Linked DNA regions of Homo sapiens: regions 2 and 3 are each linked to region 1. The links are chromatin loops, found by intact Hi-C in ENCODE. Cell type or tissue: PC-3. All regions are shown on one strand.

What was found. Hi-C counts contacts between places; a loop is a spot of excess contacts. Peaks named below come from ENCODE experiments on the same cell type or tissue, not always from the same donor. Only the 100,000 strongest peaks of a DNase experiment are listed, where the experiment ranks them.
Region 2: a loop joins it to region 1, with 3 times the contacts of the local background. A loop is called at or near these places in 2 of 110 quality-filtered maps.
Region 3: it touches region 1 in a loop (3-fold over the local background); 2 of 110 quality-filtered maps call a loop at or near these places.

The regions. Positions count from the first base shown.
Region 1 is chr13:73,669,759-73,677,758 of GRCh38, forward strand. No RefSeq gene overlaps it. Among named protein-coding and RNA genes, the nearest start is that of LINC00393, 12 kb to the left of the region's middle. In PC-3, no CTCF peak of the experiment used is centred here; DNase peaks (open chromatin) are centred at 3,033 and 7,573; H3K4me3 peaks cover 533 bases; H3K27ac peaks cover 7,350 bases.
Region 2 is chr13:73,595,089-73,603,088 of GRCh38, forward strand. The region is part of intron 2 of LINC00393 (long intergenic non-protein coding RNA 393); the gene reads right to left. It overlaps LOC128966561 (a long non-coding RNA gene), which reads right to left and starts at 431. Exons shown (of 4, transcript XR_001749905.2): 1 at 344-431. LOC105370256 (a long non-coding RNA gene) reads left to right here. Exons shown (of 7, transcript XR_942064.1): 2 at 414-603. In PC-3, no CTCF peak of the experiment used is centred here; DNase peaks (open chromatin) are centred at 3,443, 4,843 and 7,403; H3K4me3 peaks cover 477 bases; H3K27ac peaks cover 6,022 bases.
Region 3 is chr13:73,539,642-73,547,641 of GRCh38, forward strand. It overlaps LINC00393 (long intergenic non-protein coding RNA 393), which reads right to left. Exons shown (of 4, transcript NR_184171.1): 3 at 7,159-7,200; 4 at 6,260-7,033. Among named protein-coding and RNA genes, the nearest start is that of LINC00392, 21 kb to the right of the region's middle. In PC-3, a CTCF peak has its summit at 4,747 (motif pointing left); a DNase peak (open chromatin) is centred at 3,020; H3K27ac peaks cover 1,746 bases.

The sequences.
Region 1 (8,000 bases):
TAAGATGAAACCACCATTCACTTAAAAAATGTAGTATCTTCCTCATTGGCTTTCTTGCCGCACTACAAGTTATTGACTCCAAGACCCAAGTGTTCTTTTCAAAGTCACTTCTGATATTACCACCTTTCGACTAAAAATCTTTCAATGATACCCAACAGTTCCTAGGAAGAAAAAATACTTTACCAAGACATTCATGGTCTACGTTGCTCTTTATGATTTACTCCTGAGCATTCATTGCCAATCCTAGCTTCCTACTGTATAGCAGTAAAGTGGTTTTAGGAATTGGCCCTTGCTTCAGAGGCAGCTCCTGCTTAGTCCAGAAAATCATGTTATGCCCCTTGTCAATGATTGATTTGGGAAACCTGGGCTGAGACAATTAATGCTGAGCATTTGCCTGGAGACATTTACTGGTGGAGCCGTGGATGTGGTATCTAAGTTGAGCCAATCTAAGACCGAAATGAGGAAGTTTATTCCATGAATAAGAGCGTTCTCTCTTTTCATGTTGAGGTAAACAACAGCAACAAAAATGTGGCCTTGAGTATTCCTGGCCACCACCTTAATAAGCTAAAATTGATGCTGTGGAAGGCAAAGCCGAATGACAAACCAACCAAGACTGAACATGTCATGACTTACCTTATTTTTTAAAACTGATTTGAAATTATTCTGAACATTATCAGGCTCTTCATGATACAGTTTCATCTTCCTCTCTCCTTATTTGGCCTCTTGCTCTCAAAGTGTTGTCTGCGGAGCAGCAGCATGGATCATCAAAGAATTGGTTAGAAACACAAACCTCAGGCCCACCCTAGACCTACTGAATCAGAATCTGCATATTAGTAAGATCCCTAGGTGATCATATGCACATTAGAATTTGAGAAGCATTTGACTGGGGGGTTCTTAAAATTGTGGTTCCCAGACCAGCAGCATCAGCATCACCTGGAAATTTATTAGGAATACAAATGCTTAGGCCCCACCCAAGACCTGCCAAATCAGAACCTCTGCGAGTAGGGTCCAGCAATCTATGTTTTGATGGCTCTGTGATTTTTCCTCCAATACTGTGGATAGGATTTGCATTTTTAGTTGATGCTGATATTACCTGTTCCTAGGCTATTCTTTGGTATCTACTGCCCTACACTACTGGTTCCTAAAGTTGGCTGCATATTAAAGTCAGCCAGAGAGCTTTAGAAATGACTGATATCTGCATCACACCTCTAGATAATTCTGACTTGATATGGAGTATGACCTGGGCATTGGAGAGTTTTCAGAGCGCCTCAGATTATTCTAATTTTCTCCAATTTAAGGCCATTGATCTATACTCTAGTCATTACTAGATTGCTTTTGCTGTTTCTCTAGAGCCATAGAGCTTTCAGTCTTTTTCTACACCAATCCATTTGTTTTTCCCCTCTCACCTTTCCCATCCCTTGACTGATCCGTATTTGCCTTTGATGAGTCAGTACAGGAGTCACCTATTGCCAATACTTTCCCCTGTTGGCCAAATTTAGATTAAGTACCCATCACCTCCATCATCTACTTATGTGATATACAAGGCTGTTCTCATGTTGTATTCTGCTTTATTTCTTAGGAACTGCCTTCCTCATAGGATTACAGTTTTTTTTTTCTTTTTAGTGTGGTAAGTCAGTCATATACACTATTTCATTTCTTGTGTCTAAACAAGGCCTGCTTAAAAAAAATGGGTGCTCAATAAGTATTTGTTGAATAAATGCATTATGACAGAAATTATGTTTTTTACTTCTTGATTGTCCTTCTGTCTGATAAATATACTAGCTTCTAAAAAAAATACTTGCCTGGTGCCCTGAAGTACATCTATAGTTCCAGGTAATCAGGAGGTTGAGGCAGGAGGATCCTTGAACCCAGGAGTTCAAGGCCCACTTGGGCAACATTGTGAGACCTATCTCTATTTTTTAAAAAATAAACATCTAACCTTTCATAATTGTTCTTAAAGGAATTCCTTTAATTTTAAACACCCCAATAAAACTGGAAAATGCCATATATGTAGGAAATTAAAGCTAGGTAAACTTAGTTAATGCCACTGATTTACTACTGAGTAAGAACAGCACGTTGTATAAATTGAGCTATTTTTCACTGGGGCCAGAATGTGGATTTGACTAAGATTGGATTGCTAGGATGACTATATATAGCATCAATGTGATTAAGAGCCTGGTCTTCGGAGTAGACAATTCAGCTTTGCCACTTACTCATCGTGCGTCTCTAGGTAGCTGCTCGACTTCTTTGAACCTCAATATTGTTACCTCTAAGATCCACATTGTAATGTCTTCCTCACAGAGATATGTAAGGCTTAGATGAGACAATGCTTATCAGGCAAGTAGCACCATATGTGGGATGTGTAAGTGCCCCATGTCTGGGAACCAGGAGCTATTAGGGTATTTCCAAATTCCACTTAGACTTTACCTCCATCTTTGGTAAAGTTTAAGTAGGTACAGTTTACCGCCATCTTTGCTGATCTAATTCTTTTAAAAAATATAAGCATGGGAGCCTTTGCATTTTATATTTAACTCCTGATTATCCAGGGGCAAAAACAGAAAGAAACTGTCTCCAGACCTACTCCCTCCCTGCCACCCACACAAACCTCTGCTTTTACAGCTATTAGTTTCATTTCTTTCCCCAGAACAATAGCTACTTTCCAAAGTAATGAAAACCCCAAAAAGATGGCCGAAAGGAACAGAAGGTTCAGAGGGCTAATCTGTGGATAACTGGCTCATAGGCAGCAAATTATTCATTCTAATCGAGAGTTTCGGGAATGCAGGCCTCCATAGCAGATGCCAAGCTGAGCAAGAGGAAAGAAATCACACAATTTCCCTGGAGGTTGAGTTGAGGCCCACAGCTATAAAATATAGCCTTTTGTGTGCTGAATGCTGAACCGGGACACATTAAGACAAGAGATGTTTATTTATAGGCATCAATAAAGTGAAAGCATAAGCCATATGAACAGAATTGGGCTGGTCAAGGACAGTTAATTCCTGCAAATACCTTGTTACTCATTGAATGTAAATGATCTACTTCTGCATTTTATCATGTTTACACAGTGATATTCTGTGGTGGCTGCTTCCAGGTTTATGTGTGTTTTTAATCTGGGAAAGTCCAGGGTTTATTCAACTCTTATGATGAATGAAAGGTCATTGGTAAAAATCAGGAACCAATCTAAACTGAAAAGATAGCAAGTCTGGCCAAAAGTGTATTAACTTATTTCAATAGTTTCTTTAGAAATCTATCATCTTGACATAAGAAATGGCTTCTCACATTGCAAATAAAAGATCAGAATTGTTTTGGCTATTCAAGGTCTCTCATGGTTTTATATGAATTTAGGATTGTTTTTTCCACTTATGTGAAAAATTTGATTGGAATTTTGATAGGGATTGCACTGAATCTGTAGATCACTTTGGGTAGTATGGACATTTTCACAATATTAATTCTTCCAATCCATGAACACAAAACATCTTTCCATTTGTGTTTTATTCAGTTTCTTCCGTCAGTGTTTTAGAGTTTTCAGTATATCACTTCCTTTGTTAAATTTGTCGATTAAAAATAGCAGATATTTTGATTAAATAAGCATCAACAACACCCCCAAATGGTGCCTTCTGCTTTCATTCGAGTCACAAAGGGTACTTTTGCACAGATGTGCCAGGTGAAAGGGAGTAAAGTGAGAGAGAAATAAGCAGAACTCCAAACTGTAGGTACCATATTTTATTTAAATGATCTATTGACCAATGAAGTAGTTACTGTGCATTAGCCACATTTTACAGATAAAGAACTAGAGAATCAACAAGCTTGACTTATTTACCTAAGACCAACAAAGTTAGTAAGCCACAGGGTGGGGCACCAAACCTTGGTGTATTAGCCTAGTTGAATCCTGAGCCTCCCTCTACAATAATATTTTTATGTTTCTTAGAAGAAAAAATGTTGTGTGTGTGAGAGTGTGTGTTTTCTTTCTTAATTATTATTATTTTTTGAGACAGACTTTTGCTCTTGTTGCCCAGGCTGGAGTGCAGTGGCAAGATCTCAGCTCACTGCAAACTCCGCCTCCCAGTTTTAAGCGATTCTCCTGCCTCAGCCTCTGGAGTAGCTGGGTTTACAGGCATGTGCCACCACACTCGGCTGATTTTGCATTTTTAATAGAGACAGGGTTTCTCCAAGTTGGTCAGGCTGGTCTCGAACTCCCGACCTCAGGTGATCTGCCCGCCTCGGCCTCCCAAAATGCTGGGATTACAGGCGTGAGCCACCATGCCCAGCCGTGTTTTCTTTATTGTACAACTCAACAACTGTAATAGATGAGTTCTTTAGCATATAGTGGTTAAAACATGGGCGAAGTGCTGGGCCCACCTGCTCGTCATGTGACCTTTGACGTATTTGTTTAACTTTGTGGACACCGGCTTCCTTATCTGTAAGCGGCAATAATATTGATAGCAGGATTGTTGAGCAGATAAAAGTAATTATAATAAGGTAAAGCTCAAAGCATAGTGCTTGGTATATGATAAATGCCTCCAAAATGTTGGCTCTTGTTTGTAAGTGCATTTGTCACTTAAGGCTTGGGGTAAGGTGCATATAAAGGATACAAAGATGAAAAAGACAAGATTATTATTCTTGAGGAAACTGGCAAGAAAAGAGAAGGGCATAGAGATTTTAGATATGGCATAGGGGTTTTATTTAATGTAGGAAGAGATATTTGGGGGGGACTGAATTTTTGTATACCAAATAAATTTGTGCTTTACATACCTGAAAAGTAATCATTTGCTATGAATTTCTACACTGTGAAAATTCACCCTACTGAATTCCAGCTCAATAATATTATTACACCTAATATTATGTTCAACGACAGGGAGAAAAAGGTCTCTTCCAAAATGATAGAGTGGTTTAGGAAGTTGCAAAGGATACAGAGTGAATTTATTCAGATATATAATCTGTTTTTACATGCAACATATCTAATGTAAATATTCCTGGCAAGGCATTAGCAATTTTTAAAAGGTTTTATTTATTCTTCTGCTGCCTTGATCTGTTCTCAACCACACCCTAGAGGGACAATGAATCCTTCTAGAGGAAAGGACAGTTTGCAGAAAAAAACTAAAAACATAACAAAAAAAACCCAAGTATTTTACAATTCTCGTAACTTGTGCTTTTGCATTTCTAGTCTTTTCCCCATTGATTCTTTTTTTTTTTCAATTGGCATTTGATAGTGGTTTCCTGATAGCAAACTGAGTAGTGAAAACTAAATAGGTTGATTTGCCCAGAACCCTGAAACAAGATACATACTTTTATTAATGCAATTTATAGGAAATTTCTTTAATAAACATTTTTTATCCAGCTATTTCATCTGGGTATTAGATGGAATAGTCCATCTGAGTATTAGATTGTGTAGACTCTTGTGAAAACATGTGTGTTTTGAAAATTCTTCCTACTCTACTGGGAATTGCTTGTTGAACAAGAAGCCCTTTACTTCTCAGGCAGAATATTCCAGGGCAAAACCATATATTAGGTAAAGATTAGTTTCCAAGACTCTTATCCCTCTTTTATATACCTTCACCAACTTCTCCCTCTACCTCTTGCCACTTCTATAATGCCCAATTTCCACAACTAACCACAAACAGGAGGTCAGTGTTTTTCACTGTCTTTGTTCTCTTAATCCAAACTTGCTCTTCCAAATACATCTACAGATACCTTCATACTAAGGTGTGATGTTTGCCCTTTGAGGCTTATTAATACATGATAAGAAGCCTTAGGCAAATGCATGAAGTCTAACATGTAATTTCAAACACCAACTGAACAAATAGGAATATATATTTACTGAGGAGATGGGCTACAGGGGCATTTTTAGCTGCCTCCCAAATAAACTAGCTGTTAATCTGTGTTGCTGAAGCCAGGTACTGCCTCATACTTAAGTAGGTCTGATCTTTGTCCTAGTATCGTAGAGACCATGCTAACAAGCACAAATATCACGTTCACTTTCCAGGAGATGGAAGAGGAGATGGCCCGAAATGCCTTGCATAGCAATGATATTTATACAAGGGTCTTTGCTTTAGGTCTGATGGAGAACTTAGGAGTCAAGGTCAGTTGTTCTGAGAGAGGTAGAGGGACTGAGTCACCATACACTTGCTCCTTCACTCCAGCGCATGAAACAAAGTTACTCCTGCAGTCTTGGGGAGGAAGCACAGAGGGGCAGAGAGTGGCAGGAATGAATCCTCCGGAATTTATCCTCCTGCGGAGTAAAGTTCTTTCTCTCTATGACCAAGAGGAGGCAGGAATGATAACAAGCCCTTCCTGAAGGCTGCCTTTGTGCCAGGCTCCACACTGAGCCCCTCTGTGAGCTTCATGCATGTTACCCTGTGCACGTCTCACAACACCTGGGGAAGCAGTGTTTTTACCCCATGTGTTAAGATACATCTTCTCCAGCAAGGCATTTACAGGAATCACTCTGCTAGCCAACTGAATAACCAATATCTAAAACCACTTCCACCTGGTCTTAGAGTGAATGATCTTTCCACCGCACTAACACTTTAAATATCAGACTTCAACCTTCTGTCAACAAAGACGAAGGCTGTAGCTCTACCAACATATTTCAGCAACAGTTTCTCTCTTAAACTCTCCATCCTAAAAATGCTCACAGTTACAACATTCTGCCTAGTTCATTTGGTACACCTGGAGAAGAATCCATTTTCAATTTTGGTGGAAAGTCTTATTTTTTTTTTCTCCCTCATGGAGTCAAAAATGCCATCATCACGTTATTTATCATTAACTGACTGAGGCCACTCTCAATCTTCTATACATTTGCCTCAAACATGCATATCTGTGAACTGATGCCAATAGGCCAGTGACATTTTCTAAAATCTAAGGCAGAGAAAGCTTACATCCATTGCATTCTAGAGAAGGGGAACTATAAGAAATCTAATGGGGGAGCCCTTCTTTAGTTGATAAGGTAGTGAAGAGATGCCAAACACTAGGGCCTGCGTGGAGCTTTATGGAGCAGTTAACCTTGAGACTTACCTGTATGTAAAGATAAAACTGCAACTTCTAGTTAACAGATTTATTGAGCTTTACAAATACTTTGGTTTCACTCTTTGTGCTTTTATCTACTTCTGGACTTTATTACTGTTTTCTGTCCAGCTATAGTCTTTATATACACAGACTGCCAGAGATTAAACAGTGAAAAGAAGTCAAAAGATTTCCTTTGTCATCTTGCACGTCCTTAAGGTTTTAATAGACAGGCATACCTTCCACTGATTAGAAATTCACAGAAGATACCACCCCCTCCCCCACATGGATGACAAGCATTTTATGAATCACAATCCTCAGATAAGGGACAAGAAAACATCACCAGAGTGGCTCCCCAAGGTTTTGGTGAAAAATAACTTGCCCACATTTAGCAGTTCATTACGCATACACAACATCTAAGTAAATACTTCATGTGACACAGCCAGTATATTTGTGGATAAATACGTCACAGTTAAACATCATATAAAAGAGACTATTGTTTTGGATGTATGTGAATAATGACACAGCCACATCCGTGTAGAAGATGAAGCAAAAATAAAAATAAAAAAGGAAATGCCAACATTTTTTCAGGCCCCATCTGTGCTGAGTGATTCTAATATTACGGAATCCTTCACAAAAGACAGGAAATGACAATCTTAAAGTAAAAATACATGAATATTGGAAGCAGAAAGAAAACACCAATGAATGGTGTGAGGAGGGTGGCCTGTTCACACTTGCCCTAGCTATGAGGAAGTATTGCATAAAGTCATTCCTTCTTGCTCCTCTAGTGCTGACTGTCACAGGGGCAAGTTACCAATCCATGTGAATGCTATGACTTCAGAAAAAACATTTCTGACTAGAAAATTAAGTTTCTCATTTACAGTTCTACCTACTCAGCAAGAGCGATAGGCAACTTTTGTTTTTTTTACTGGAAGAAAACAATTTATTTCCTGATTGCGGTGAATTCTGTATACCAGAAGCCATTGCGAGTTTCAAAATTC
Region 2 (8,000 bases), 75 kb before region 1:
CCTTTAATTAAAAAAGATCTTGGCTGGGCACAGTGGCTCACACCACTGTGGGAGGCCAAGGCACTTTGGGAGGCCAAGGCAGGAGGACAGTTTAAGCCCAGGAGTTTGAGGCCAGCCCTGGCAACATAGTGAGACCCTGTCTCTACAAAAAATAAAAAAAAAGTAGCCAAGTGTGGTGGTGTGCACCTGTAGTCCCAACTACTTGGGAGGCTAAGGTGGAAGGGTCGCTTGAGCCTGGGAGGTCGAGGCTGCAGTGAGCCATGATTACACCACTGCATTCCAGCCTGGATGACTGAGCAAGACCCTGTCTCAAAAACAAACAACAACAACAAACAGATCTTACATTCGGTCTGTAAAATGTTGCTTGCTGCCAAAGGTGGTGATTTCTTCTCTTCTTCCATTGATGATCACAGGGGAAAGGAACCCATCACCATATTGTGCAAAGTTAAGTGTACAAAATGGACTGTTAAAGAATATATTTTAAAACCTGAGAGAAAATAAATGTCTGAACCCAAATCAGAGAATATAAATGAGTGACAACTCAATGAGGAGAGGAAATTCCCAGCAAAGAGATTGTGACAGCATGAGAAAAAAAAGATGAGGGTAAGTAAAGGAACTGATAGGATGTCACTATGTGGGTAAAAAGGTAGGGAGAGGAGAAAAGATATATATGGATATGCATAAAATATTTCTGGAAGCATCCATAAGAAATATTGTTTGCTCCCAAATAGTGATATTGAGTTGAGGGAGATTGAGAAATAGGAAGGAGATTTTTCACTACATGCTCTTTTTTGTGTGTTGAATTTTATAAAATCTAAGTTAAAAATAAAAATAAAATGCTGGGCCAGCTATGGTTGCTCACACCTATAATCCCAGCACTTTGGAAGGGTGAGATGGGAGGATTGCATAAGGCCAGGAATTCAAGACCAGTCTGGTCAACCAAGTGAGACCCCATCTCAAAAAAAATAATAAAATGCAAATGAAGAGACTAACGTGGCTCTATAAGTATCCCTTGAACACAGAACTAAAAGATATAACAGTAATAGTAATAACGAAGTTTTGTATATGTCTGAAATACATAATTTATAAGGTGTTCTTGCATGTATTATGTAATTTAATCATAATTTCATAATGGTGTTCCTTATAAGATGGGATATGATTTAGCTTTATTTGACAAAGAAGCTTAGATTAAGCAACTTGACGCAGGTCGTATGGGTAATAGATGGCACTCGAATGCTTTGACTCCAACCAAGTTCAATACTTCCATCATACAAAAGAGGGCAGGAGAGAAAAATCATCCAGAAACACATGAAGAGCACCCTCAACCTGTTAGAATAGGGTAGACAGAGTAAAGCCCAGATTAAGATAAAGCTAACAAAAATGCAAAACACTGCAAATTTAAATATAGTCAGAACAAGAACAAGAATTTCCTAAAGCCCACTTCCTGTGAAAGATGACAGAGAGAAGATGAACTTGGCCACATTCTAATTTGCTTTTATCATCTCTGTCGACATGATTGGCTGGAAAGAAGGAAGACACTTGAGAAAAACAACTGAAGTCTGAGATTAGTTAAGGGATAAAAAGAGAGTACATAATTACTCTAATGAGCTTGAATCTCATTACCCATTGAGATTACACTCTGGATACAAAATGAGCTTGTGTTAGTGATCTGTGGAGGACAAGAGAGGTGCTGAAAGGCTGAATATATGTACATCTCCAATTTTTAAAGGGATGAAGAAAACAGATCTTGCAAACCACATGCCATAAACTGGGTTTACTATTGACTCTAGAGACAATTCTAGATAGGATTAACAAAGAAATCACTTAGAAACCCTTTAAAATGCCCTAGTCACAGAATGGAATCAATGTTTTAATTAGATTATATATTAGTTTGCTTGGGCTGCCAAAATAAAATACCACACATTTGGTGATTTAAGCCACAAAAACTTATTTTGTTGTAATTCTGGAGTCTAGAAGTTTGAAACCAAGGTGTTAGCAGGGTTGGCTTTTTCTGAGGCCTCTCTCTTGGCCTACAGATGGCTGTCTTTTCCCCATGTCTTCACATGGCCTTCCCTTTGTACCTGTGTTTAAATTTCCTCTTCTTGTTAGGACACCCATTATATTGGATTAACCTACCTTGATGACCTCATTTTAACTTAATTACCTCTTTAAACACTATCTCCAAGGTCAGTTACATTCTGAGCCACTGGGGAGCTAGGACTCTAATATAGGAATTTTGGAAGGCTACAATTCAGCCCATAACAGATTTCTTTTTATTTTTAATGATGATATAGCTGAAAACAGAAAAACAAAATATGTTTTTTTTTTTTAACTAAGATGGATGGCTGGTGTGTTAGAATCAAATGGAGTATTCTTCCAAATTATATTCCCTGCTCCTACGCCACACATAGAGATTCTGGTTATTCAGTATTCTCCTCCAAAATTCTTGATACAAACATATATGATCACCTTTGATCACATAGTAAAGGAGAGGTGAGGATATGATTTCTTGATCCTCAAACTTCAGGGCAGGGATAGTGGTGGCAGAGACCAAATGTCTGAGATGTACCTGCAGGCAAGAAAGGAAGGTCCCTGAACCATCTAGGGCTGGGAAGAGGCCACAGGACATAATAACAGAAAGTCCTGAAAGGGCCTTTAATGACTGGAGCTGTACAGTAAATGGACAGGAGTCTTCTTAAGATAATGAGTTCACTACAGAGGATGGATAGAGTTGTAGGTGGGATTTGTATTGAGGATAAAGTGTTGATTTAGCTTCTACTACCAATCTATTGATTCTATCATTTATGATTCTCTTATCATTGAGATAAGAAAATTAAATATAGAGAGATTAGTTTTCTTAAAGGATAGGTCCAAATTCAGAGGCTACACCTGAGATTGTACATTGATAGAAGCCTATTTTATACAGTCACATACTGAAGAAGGATGTTTTAGTTAAAAATGGACTGCACATATTAATACAATGGTGATCCCATAAGATTATAATAGAGCTGAAAAATTCCTATTGCCTAGTGGCATCATAGCAGTTAAATCATTGCACAATTATTTTTTGTAAATTTAGTGTAGCCTAAGTGTACAGTGTTTATAAAGTCTGCAGTAGTGGACAGTAATGTCCTAAGCCTTCACATTCACTCACCACTTACTCACTGACTCACCCAGAGCAACTCCCAGTCTCACAAGCTCCATTCACGGTAAGGGCCCTATATGGGTGTACCACTTTTTATCTTTAATACTATTTTTTTGCTATACCTTTTCTATGTTTAGAAACAAAAACACTCCACACTGCACCACAGTTTTCTACAGTATTCAGTATAGTTATATACTATGCAAGTTTGTAGCCTAGGGGCCATAGGCTATGTCACATAACCTAGGTATGTAGTATGCTATATCATCTAGGTTTTTGTAAGAACACTCTCCAATGTTTGCACAATGACAAAATCTCCTGACGACACATTTCTCAGAAGGTATCTCCATCACTGAGTGACTCATGGCTGTATTTGCATGACTCTTTACTGTATCCAAAGTGGTTCACAAACCGTATATCCACTATTAACATTATCTCCTTTAGTTATTCACTGGTCAGATCATTCCAATCTAGTTTCCCTTTCCACTACTCTACAGAACTGTTTTTTAAAAGTAACCCTCTATTTTTTACATAAAATAATGATTTTCATTTTTATCTCACCAGACTCAAACTCTTTGCATTCCTGTCTTCCACAACAGCACACATTTCTAGTGATATTCCCATTTCTCTGACCATTCCTTTTGATTTCCTGTTGCCATTGCAGGATTTTGAGCCTTAAAAAGTTGGGGCTTCTTGGGGTTTTGTCCTTTTTCCTGTTCAATTCTTAAGCTCCATATTCTCTTTGAACAATCACATCTAAATCCACAGTCTCAACCAACAACTGCTTACCAACATTTCCCAAATATCTCCAGCCAAGTCATTGCTTTTGACCTCCAAACCAGTTTTTCCAACTGTATATGGAATGTCTTTCACTTGGATATCCCAGAGGATTTTTGCATCTGCATGGACAAAATGGAGTAAATCTAGCCTCCTAGTTTCCCTTTTGCTCCTGTTGGTGTTCATAGTGTTGTTGGATTACAACGTTGTTTTCAAACTTCCAAGCCATTCACATGGAGATTATTCCAGATTTTCTCTATTTCACACTCATAGTCAGTCACGAAGTCCTGTCATTTCCTAATCATCTCTTGAACCTGTTCCCTTTTGCTACTTCCTCTGTTATTTCCCTATCTCCAGTATTTATCATCTTTTGCTGGACTAGCGCAATAACCCAATGCAGTCATAGATTTCATCAGTCCAACCTCCACATCACAGCCCAAGGTGTCTTTCAGAAACACAAACCTTATGGCGCCACTACCCTGGAACTATTGCTCATCATTTTCTTTGGGATTAACAAAGAAGCTTTACACTGGCATGGAGTATATTCTGGCACATTTCTACCTTGCTAGCTTTATCACTCACCCCTCCTACCTCGACACCACATTTTATCTAGCAAGTCAGCCTATGCTCTGGATAGCTCTGGTCTTACATCATACTCTACCACATCTCTGGGCACTTACTGCCCCTTCTCTTGACCATTTTTCTCATTTTCTCTTCTACTCAGCTCAGACAACACTTCTTTTCTGACATCTTTACTAGCTGTTTTTCCCACCTGAAAAATTAGGAATCTCTTCCATACTTCATGAAGCTCCCACAGATTTCTGTATTTGTCCTTTCATTCTGTATTTTAATAGTCCCTGTATTTATCCCTTTCAAAGGTATAGGCTCCTTAGGGAGGTACCACATACCAATCCTCTTTATAACTCAGAAACTTAAACAATGCCTGAGTTATGGTGGATTGCAAATATTTGTTGAATGATTAAAATATGTTCTGCATAGAAAAACATACTATCCACAATTTTTTTTTTTTTTCGAGATGGAGTCTCGCTCTTGTTGCCCAGGCTGGAGTGCAACGGCGTAGTCTCGACTCCCCACAACCTTGGCCTCCTGGGTTCAAGCAATTCTTCTGCCTCAGCCTCTCGAGTAGCTGGGATTACAGGCATGCGCCACCACGACTGGCTAATTTTTTGTATTTTTAGTAGAGATGGGGTTTCTCCATGTTGGTCAGGCTGGTCTTGAACTCCCGACCTCAGGTGATCTGCCCTCCTCGGCCTCCCAGAATTGGCCCACAGTTTTGTTTTGTTTTTTTTTTTAACTGTACTCTCACTCTGTCGCACAGACTGGAGTGCAGTGGCTCAATTTCTGCTCACCGCAACCTTCGCCTTCCGAGTTAAAGCAATTTTCCTGCCTCAGCCTCCCGATTAGCTGGGATCATAGGCACATGCCACCACACCGACCTAATTTTTGTATTGTTAGTAGAGATGTGGTTTCACCATGTCAGCCAGGCTGGTCTCGAACTCCTGACCTCAAGTGATTCACCCATCTCAGCCTCCCAAAGTGCTGGGATGTATAAAAACTGATTGATTCCCATTCAAGAGTGTGAATGCAGCTCATATATCTTTGACAGGCATGCCTGGATTTCCTGAGATGAGTGGCCTCTTAACATTCTGGTATTGCTCTTGCCCGCTACTACCATGGCTTTAGTAGCAAAAAAAACAGGCAAGGCTTTGGGAGGCACCCTGATGTTTAATCATCACCTGGGTTATACTCAATGCCTGACTACATAGATACCCCAAACTCCACTCTCACTGACTTTCACAAGAGATAATGAAGAGGATTTTTTTTAAAGGGGGTATGGTAGGTGGGGAACAAATTTATAAAAGGAGGTAGAGAGAGCTCTGTGGAGAGGTTCAAGATCAGAAAATAGGCAGCAGAAGTTCAGCTGTCTAGAGAAGAAGGGAAGCATCACACACCATGCCTCCTAGCTGCAAGGGGAGCTCAAAAAACATCTCACAAAACCCCTGTCACAAATCCAGAAATGTACCAGAAGGGAGACACTGCACCTCAACCTAGCTGGGCAAGAAATTCAGAGACAGACTGTGGCATATCTCACCCAAAAGTGGGTTATTTGTGACATTAAAGGAAATTGCCAAACAGGTAACCCAAGGCACGCTGAATGCCTGCAGGAAAGCAGCAGGAACAAGTTCATGCTGCAGCAGAGTCAGGTGCATGGGCACTCTGAACACCACGATGGTTGGCAGTCCAAAATCATGGCTGGCAAACTAAGGCCTGTGGGACAAATATAGCCCAAGGCCTATTGCTGAATAGCCTGGGAGTGAAAATGATTTTTGTCTTAAAAATATTATATGTATTTAAACGATGAGCATGGAATAGAGACCATATGACTGCAAAGCCACATTTGCTATCTGGCCTTTTACAGAAAATCTTTGCCAACCCCTGTACAGACTCTCTCTGTACAGCTAAGTCTTATATCATACCCAGATCCAGAATAGTTTACAGAAATGCACTCACTGGGATGAGATAGTTTTTTAAAATGTTGAAATTATTATGGCCAACTTGGAGTTCTCCATGTGAAAGATTAAAGAGTAGACTTTATTATCTTGCTTCTAAGGATACTCTTGCTCTGAAGCGAGTTTCTAGTGTGGAGAAAGCATAGGACAAGAAATCAGGAGATCTGGCTTCCAGTGACAACATCAAGATTGGTTGAGGATCTTAGGCAGCTCACTTAACATCACTGTATTCTAATTTCCTAATCTACCAAACAGGGATAATGTCTACCTTACTCTCCTCACATGGTGGTGGTGAGGATACCATGAGATGACAGATACAGTATGCTTTGCAAAGTTGAAAGGGAAATACAAATAGACGTATTATGAATAATGACATCATCAACCCTTAATTATGGCTACTTTGGGGGAAGATGAAAGACATGGATAAATTAAGTCATTAGTTATTAGTAGAACTTTCTACTTATTTTTTATCTCTTTCCTCATTAAATCTTTAATAACACAAGTGTCAGGATGGATTGAGTTTAAAGTTTTCATCCTTTAATTTGATAAGTGTATGTTTTGTTGATTGTGTATTTTGTGCTCAGTACCTATGGGAGGAGTGAAAATTAACAATGAATGGCTCCAATACAGTAATTAAACTTAGAGGAGGGAGGAAGTGAGAAGCCTAGAAAATTTAAAAGAAAAAACTAAACAAAACCCCAAAAAGCCCACTTTATTATCAATCTCACTATCAAAACCTATTTCTTTAAAGCTGGTTAAAATAGTTTCTATTTAGAATCGAAATCAAAGTTAACCTCCTTGGCAGCACCACAAACTCAGATATACTTACTCTTTTCTATATCAGAGGCAACACTGTTTTTCTCTGTTTCTTTCCCTTTCCTTTTTCTGAGCATACAGAAAGACTGCATTTCCCAGTGTTCCTTACAGTTAGGTAGGGACATGTGACTAAGCCTGGATAATGAGCTTAAACCTGAGGGACCTGAGTCACTTCCGGGCCAGAGGATAAAAGAAAGATGTAAGTTTTTTTCTCTCGCCCTGCTCTGCTTATCACAGAAGCTCCGTATCAAGATGACAGAGCTCAGCCTGGTACTGGTACAAAAACAGACTCATAGACCAATGGAACAGAATAGAGAACCCAGAAATAAGGTTACGCACCTACAAGTATCTGATCTTCAATGAGTCTGACAAAAACAGGTGATGGGGAAAATACTCCCTTTTCAATAAATGGTGCTGGGAGAACGGGCTAGCCACATGCAGAAGATTGAAACTGGACCCCTTCCTTACACCATATATAAACATTAACTCAAGATGGATTAAAGACAGTAAAATTCAAAATTATTAAAACCCTGGAAGACAATCTAGTCAATACTATTCAAGACATTTTCAAGGAGGCACATTTATCTAAACAAAAGATAAGAAAAGTGGAATGAAAGGACATATGTTTAAATATAATCAAAAGTTGCTATCAATAGAGAGGGAAAATAATGGGAAGGGGATGAAGGGAGAAAATAATAATAAATAATAAAATGATAAAATGAAATAAAACTGCT
Region 3 (8,000 bases), 130 kb before region 1:
TATTGAGGTATAATCAACATATTATAAAATTATCAAAGGGCATAGTTTGGTGATTGTCAGTAAGTTTACGTAGTTGTGCAACAAGCTTCAAAGCATTTCTATCAACCCAGAAAATTTGCTCACGACCATTGGCACCTGTTTTGTTAAATTTATTCTTAAGTGTCTTACTATTTTTTATGTTATTTGGAATGAAATCATTTTCTTAAGTTATTTTCTATTGTTTGCTAATATTTAGACATACGACTGATTTTTTGTTTATCAATCTTGTATTCTGTAACCTCGCTGAACTTGCTTATTAGTTCTATTAGCTTTTTGCTCTGTTTTTGTGTATTTCTTATGATTTTCTACATTTGGGATCATGTTGCCTGCTAATAAAGACAGCTTTACTTTCTCCTTTCCAATTTGCATGCCTTTAATTTTTTATTTCTGCCTTGTTACCTCGACTAGAGGCTCCTATACAGTGTTACGTAGAAGTTGTGCGAGTGGACATCCTTACTTGTTCTTTATCTTAAGAGGAAAGCAGTCAGTATTTCAGCATTGGATATCATGTTAGCGCTGGTATTTGTTTGTTTGTTTGTTTATAAAATATTCAGAACAGGTGGAGGAAGTTCCCTTCTATTCCTTGTTTGTTCAGCGTTTGTATTGTGAATGGGTATTTGTCTTGTCAAATGCTTTGGCTGAATCTACTGAGACGATCATGTAGATTTTTCCTTTGTTCTACTAACATGATGTATTACATGGATTCATTTTCAGGTGGTATACCAACTTTGTCTTCTTTGGTAAAGCTGGATTTCCGCTAGCTGAATTTTAAGCTGGTAGAATTACTGCCATGGTTTATGGCATTTTTATATGTATTACTTTTTTATATGTTGCTGGATTTGGTTTGCTAATATTTTGTTAAAGATTTTTCTATCTATATTCACGAGGAACACCATTCTGTAGTTTTTGTTTCATGATGTCTTTGGATAACACTAACCTCATAGAATGAGTTGGGAAGTGTTCCCACGTCCTCTATTTTCTGAGTAAATTTGAATAGGAACGTTATTATTTCTTCCCTAAATATTTGAGAAAATTCACCATTCTGGGTGATTTTGTTGTAGGGGTTCTTAGGTTAAGCACAGAGGATTAAGCACAGAGGGGCTGGCTCTTGGGGGCTGGAAGCTACAAGCCTACCTGGTATTTTTTTTTTCTGTGTGTTTGTACCCCACCTCAAAAAGAGAGAGAATGAAAGAAAAATTTGTTTACTGTGCCTCCACCCCACACTTGCTGATGTCTCTAGGACTTTGACATATATTATTTGTATTTTACTGTGAGCGAATTTTAGATGTTGTCTTATAGGGGCAGGTTTTGATAGGAAGAAAGTATGAGCACACTAGGCCACTGCAACTGAGATGTTACCAGGAAAGAAGGGGCATAGGACTGCGAGGACAAATTACAATTTCTTCATTTTACTCATAAACAGTCACGTCAGGCAGAGTCAGAAAGCAACCTGCTACCTTTTGTGAAACTATGGGCAACTCGTGGCAGTAGTTTAGCCAGCTTAAAATCCAGCTAGTGGATCAGCAAGATCTGAAGTTTGGGACCAATTATTAAGACTGAACCTAAAAAACAGGTTGAAAGCCACCATTGGATAAGGACTCTTTTCAGATTTCACCAGGTCAGGAATATTAATATTTTCTGTCAAATCTGTCCACAGATATTACTATGAACAGAAATCGCTGAGGTCTACTGACCTTTGAGATGTAAATAAAATGCAACTTGACCATAATCCAGGTGAATTTAGTACGTGTGGAGCCTCCGAACTTTCCTGTCTTTCTTTCTAGAGCAAGGGTAAACAAAGATTTTCTGTAAATGGCCAGATAGCAAATATTTTCAGCTTTTCAGGCCATACAGTCTCTGTCACAACCACTCCATTCTGCCATTGCAATGCAAAGCAGCTAGAGGAAACATACCGAGATGAGTGTGTTTGTATTCTAGTAACACTTTCTTTCTAGAAGTAGATGGTGGGCCAGATTTGGCCCCTGGGTATAGTTTTCAGATACCTGTTTCAGAAGATGAAGATGGTTCACTACTACCTGCTGTCTTAGTCCGTTCGGGCTGCTATAACAAAATACCACATACTGGGTATTTCTTTCAACAATAAATTTCTATAGGCAATATAAATTTATTTCTCACAGTTCTGGAGGCTGGGAAGCCCAATATCAAGGCACCTTTAGAATCAATGTCTGGTGAGGGCCTGTTTCTTGGTTCATAGATGGTATCTTCTTGCTGCATTCTTACCTAGAGGAAGGGATGAGGCAACCCTCTGGGACCTCTTTTTTTTTTTTTTTTTGAGAGTCTTGCTCTGTTGCCCAGGCTAGAGTACAGTGGTGCGATCTCGGCTCACTGCAAACTCTGCCTCCTGGGTTCAAGTGATTCTTCTGCCTTGGCCTCCCGGGTGTCTGGGATTACAGGCGTGCACCACCACGCCTGGCTGATTTTTGTATTTTTAATAGAGATGGGGTTTCACAATATTGGCCAGGCTGGTCTCGAACTCCTGACCTCATGATCCACCTGCCTTGGCCTCCCAAAGTGCTGGGATTACAGACATGAGACTCCACACCTGGCCAGGACCTCTTTTGTAAGAGCACTAATCCCACTCAGTGAGAGCTCTGCTCTCATGATCTAATCACCTCCCAATGGACCCATCACCTAATATCATCACACTGGTGATTAGATTTCAACATATGAAATTTGGGGGAGTTCAAGCATTCAGACCATAGCACCTGCATGTCTCTGGTTCTTAGCCCTTTCTTCTGCTGAATTATTTCAGTTTATTGGACATTTTATCATCCCATGAATCTCTCTCTGTTCCATGGGTTTTAAGGCTAAAAATGGAGCCCAGGCAGCCTGCTTGGAAGCTTATTTACACTGAGATCCACTCAGGCACCTATGCCTAACCATGAGATGTATCCCTTTTTGGTAACTTGCTTGGCATACTCCAAACTGTTATATAATTCTCAGCTGACTCACCCTTTGCAGTGTGGAAAACAGGTTGTACCACCTTGTGCTAAAGGAAGCAGGAATGAAACTGATGTCTTCTCAGCAAATTCTTGGAGTAGGGGGGTAGACAGATTGGGTTCCATATATTACTCTATAAACTAACAGTTGTCAAGCTAGTACTTCAGATTAGGCTGGTCTGCTATCAAGTTGTCTTCTTTAACTGAAAAAGTATGGGTTACTCTAACACTTGGAATGCAAAAAATGTCACATTTCCCCATTTTGCTAAATTATATTAAATATAGATTGAGCTTTTTATTTTTCAAGATTGATGAGAACTTCAAACTTAGTGATTTTCAGAACCCTCATTATCTACCTTGGGCTAAGGACCTCAAGATTTGGGGGTACAGGATGATGGAGGACAACAGCATCATTCCTCAATCTCTGTTTACTTGTGGCTGCCACAGCCCATGTTTCAATGGCTTGTTCACAGATGGACTGCTCTCTGGCAGTTCCAATTTTTCCAGCCACACGTGACTTGGAGACCCTCATCAGAGCTTCCTAGGTCACAGGACACAGTTCTTAGTCCTCTCAGCAATAAGGGGCTGCATTTTAATGGCGCTGACCTATGTCACTTGTGCACCCTAAGCCCCTTTTTCTCCTCAGTTGAAGAGTCAAACCAATTTACCAGTAACCTAGTTGTTCCCTTCCCAAATATTAAATCAGCAAGCCTCCAAAGCCTTTCTTTTTCAGGTGATCCAGTTTATTTTTATTTCTTTATTTTTAATTTATTTTTAGAGATGGGGTCTTTCTCTGTCACCCAGGCTGGAGTGCAGTGGCAAGATCATAACTCGCTGTAACCTCCAACTCCTGGGCTCAAGCAATCCTCCCACCTTAGCCTCCTGAGTAGCTAGGACTATAGGTGTTCACCACCATGCCCAGCTGATTTTTAAATATTTTGTAGAGGCAGGGTCTTACTATGTTGCCCAGAATGGCCTGAAACTCCTGGCCTCAAACCATGCTCCTGTCTCAGCCTCCCAAAGTGTTCGCACCACTGCACCTGGCCTCAGGCAATCCAGTCTAATATTCTTGTTGGGCCCAGAATTTTAAAGGCAGAAATTGTTTGTCTCACATAGTGATTTGTTTTGTTTTAATTAAACTTCAATACCTTTAGACTGGACACGTAATCTCCAGTTGACAATCTCCACCACTCTCTATTATCTTACTCCAACTAGTTTTCTTTCTTTATTGCCCTTACTGTCTAGTCTTGGAAGGGAGGTGGAAGAATTACTTTAGTTTCTTCCTTAAGAGTTTATAGTAAGAAATGATACAATTTGATTTCTCTATAGAGTATTTTACTACATAAATTTTTGAACAAACCACTGTGTTATAGAGTCTATTTATTCTAGCCCGCTTGCTCTCAAGGTGTGGCCCATGAATAAGAAGTCTCAGTATCTCTTGGGAACTTGTTAGACATGCCAGCCCCCACCTCAAATCTACTGAAATAAAATCCTGGGTGTGGGCTCCGCAATCTGCACTTCAACGAGCCCTCTAGGAGATTCTGATGCATGTGCAAGTTGAAGAACTCCTGTTCTAGAATGTCATATGCTTTGGGTACAATAATCCATAGAGAAAGATCTGTCATTTAGAACTATTGGTAACTCCTCAGGTAAGTCCTTAGTTCTCTGTTTTTTTCCTTCCATACTCTCTTGGAGTGCATATTCTCTCAAAATTTTAATTGATGCCCTCTTGTGGCTATGAGAATTCCCAGGTATATCACTATATCCCAGATCTATTATTTTCTTTCTTTCTTTTTTCTAAATCATTGTTTCATTCCAGGAAAACTCAAATTTAATATTCTGACATTATTGGAAACTACATTCGTCATTTGTACCCCATAGCAATTTATCTTCCCTCTTTTCCTCTTTATCATCAGTGGGGAAAAGTAAGCTGAATGAGTCACTTATCTCAGGTGAAAAACTTAAGGGGGCAATAAAAAATGTCAATAATCAAGACAAATAATATTTTAACGAAATTTTTTAAAGTTAAGATTAATGCAAGAAAATCCGCGATGAGCAAAACTAATTTTTTTTTTAAATAGAACTAGTAACCTTGCTATGCTAAGTCATATTGGAGCTTAAGGCAAAAGGAAAAAAATCAGTAGTATTGATCCTGTCTTTATTTAAAACTTTGATATTTTTTATCATGAATATTTTTGCATATATTTTATCTTAAAAATATTGCATTAAAATACTATCTATCCTGATTATTGTGTTATTTGGTGCTGACTTAAGTTTTATGCCCAAGACAAGTCCTCACCACATCACTGAAGGTTAGAGCATCAGTTTTTCCTGTGCCTTGCATACAAACACAGCTCTTTCAGGAAGGTGCCCCTTACTCTTCTCTGTACAAGAAATCTCTGCTGATTACAGATGGAGCCAGCAGGCAGGAAAGAAAGTTGATTGCATTCAATGATTTGAGAGACACTCAAAGATCACCTGACCCATTAAACTAATTTCCCTCTCCATTAGGTTATAATGGCAAAGTTGATGGTTTGGTTCAAGAAGAAACAAAACACATATTGGTTTCAAAGGGAATACAAGGGAAAATCTTGGGTGTCATAGGTCTCTCTTATATTTGTTCATAAAGTGATTGAGCTCCTGGAGAATAAGTTCCCAAGGAAGAGGAATGTTGAAATATTAATAGAAGGTAGGAGTTCAGGAGAAGACAGGGACCACCGCTTGCCCATAGCTGATGCTTATCTGCACATCGTCTGTTTAGCAACCGCACACTTAGTGTATACTAAACAATCTTAGACTTGCTCACAGGCTGCTTTGTAATTAGTCTCTGGATGAATCACGTGGGTACATTTATCTTCTCCAATTAGACAGTGATTTTAATTTCAGAAATCATGTGTCCTCTCTTTGTTTGGATCCTATTCTTTGAAGAGGATTTTATTAAGGAGCCATTCCAGAAACTTTGTCTAAGTTACATCTGACTTCATTCATTCAGTCTTTTGTTTATTCTGTTCACACACAATACACTTGAGACCAAATAGAATGGAGTAGATATTGAATTAAGTAACTAAGCATTAAAAAGAATTAAAAGCCCAGTTGCCTTCAGTGTTTATTAATTGCTGAGAGCTACATGGAGACAATTTCTACTCTCCAGGAGCTTCTAAAGCAGCGAGTGGATGCCTCCAATACAGATATACATGAATAGCATATATAAAATAACCCAAAACTTTAAACCTACGTATCAAAGCAAATTGACAGTTAAATCACATTCTTAAGGCATAGCAATATTTATTTCATATATTTCCAAACCTAATGTTGCATGCCCCTACAGCCAAGCTCATGGGTCTTTGAAGATGCAAACAGTCTGAGTACAAATTCACTTTTCATGCAAAAACTCCAAAACACAGCCGGCAAATGTGCCCTTCATAAATCATCAAATAGTTTCTTCAGTTGTAATACTATATGAATTAAAATTGTCAAGACTGTTTTCCTTTTATAGCAGTTGATTCAGTATCTTTTAAAGTCCTCAAAGCTGTCAGATTTCTACAGCTTGAACTTCAATAAATAAACTTAGGTTTTCTTTGTATTTAGAGGTTTACAAGAGACTTTCAAGCTCTGACATGTTTAGAAAGTTACCTTAGTAGGTTGAGATTTTATTACTATGATAACTTAACAAGACAGAGGTCTTAAGAGTAATTTCCTCTGTGACTTTCAGAAGAATTTACCATTTATGACTTGAGAGCACTGTCTTACATAAAAACTTATATTTTGGGAGATTATCTTTCAACAGAACATTTATCTCTCTCTATTTTTTATATTCTAGAATGCACTTACAAGTGTATTGGACAGAGAGAGTATCTTTTGGAACATTTTTGCACTGGTGAAAAGTTGTTCCGCTTTTGTAGGCCTTCGTGCCATGAAGTCAGTGAATATGCCAATCCACGCTGCCTGGTTTAGCAACAGGTGAGGAGGAAACTCCACCTCCGTGAAGACTTGTTTGTATTGAGCTGATGAATGGCCATGTGAGACGCCAACAACTGAGGGAAGAAAGTAATTCCCATGTCAACAGGAGTCCCAGGGACTTACCAAAAAAGTCACCTCTATAAACGTCTTCCAGAGGATAATGCCCATTTCCTAAGTTCACCGGGACTTGGGGACTCACCACTCTGTGGTATAGAGACCTCACTGCAGTTGACCTCCAAACCTGTGGGGCACAGAAGAAGAGACAGGTGTAGGTAGAACAGGATATCTGTTTTTATGTCTCTCCTGGCTACAGAAGACTCAGCAAAAGTGTACCTGGATGTCCAACACAAGGGAGGGCTCATAATGGTATTATGCCTCCACCTTTTGTTACTGTGAAGGCCATGACCAGATGGGAGGAAGGTACCTTCTGATGACATTACTGTCCTAGAGAACATTTGAGTAGGTAAGAGGAAGATGCCATGGTCTTCAATATTGTTTTGTACCATAGTATATATAACAAATCATGAAGCAAGTTAGAGTGGTATGAAGTTAACAGGAACTTTTTATTTTGAAAGTTTTAAAATGATCACCAAGAATTATCACAGTAGAAATGGGAGAGAAAAATTAATATATGTATATTAATTTTATAATCTACTATGTAATGTAATAATCTGTATGTGTGTGCATGTTTGTGTGTGTTTTGCTTTGTTCTCAGCTATTTCTCTGACTGTTGTCCTTTTGGGGTTTATCTGCTCCCACAATACCTGCTGAGGATGAGTCAATCCTCTCTCAGTTGGATATAATTTGTAGCCACATTATCCTGTCTAATAGGAGCAAAAAGCAACCAGAAAGATTTCCTGAGGAATTGCTGGCACATGCAAATGGGAAACTGGTCATTTTAATTTTGGTTGTCATGACGTTTCTTCAATTACCTCATTGACCTGAATCATCACACTTCTTTACACTGTTTTCAGCCTTATTGTCTGGAAAATACAGACTTGTTTTCTTATTTGGATAGCCTAAGGAAAAACCATGAGCAAG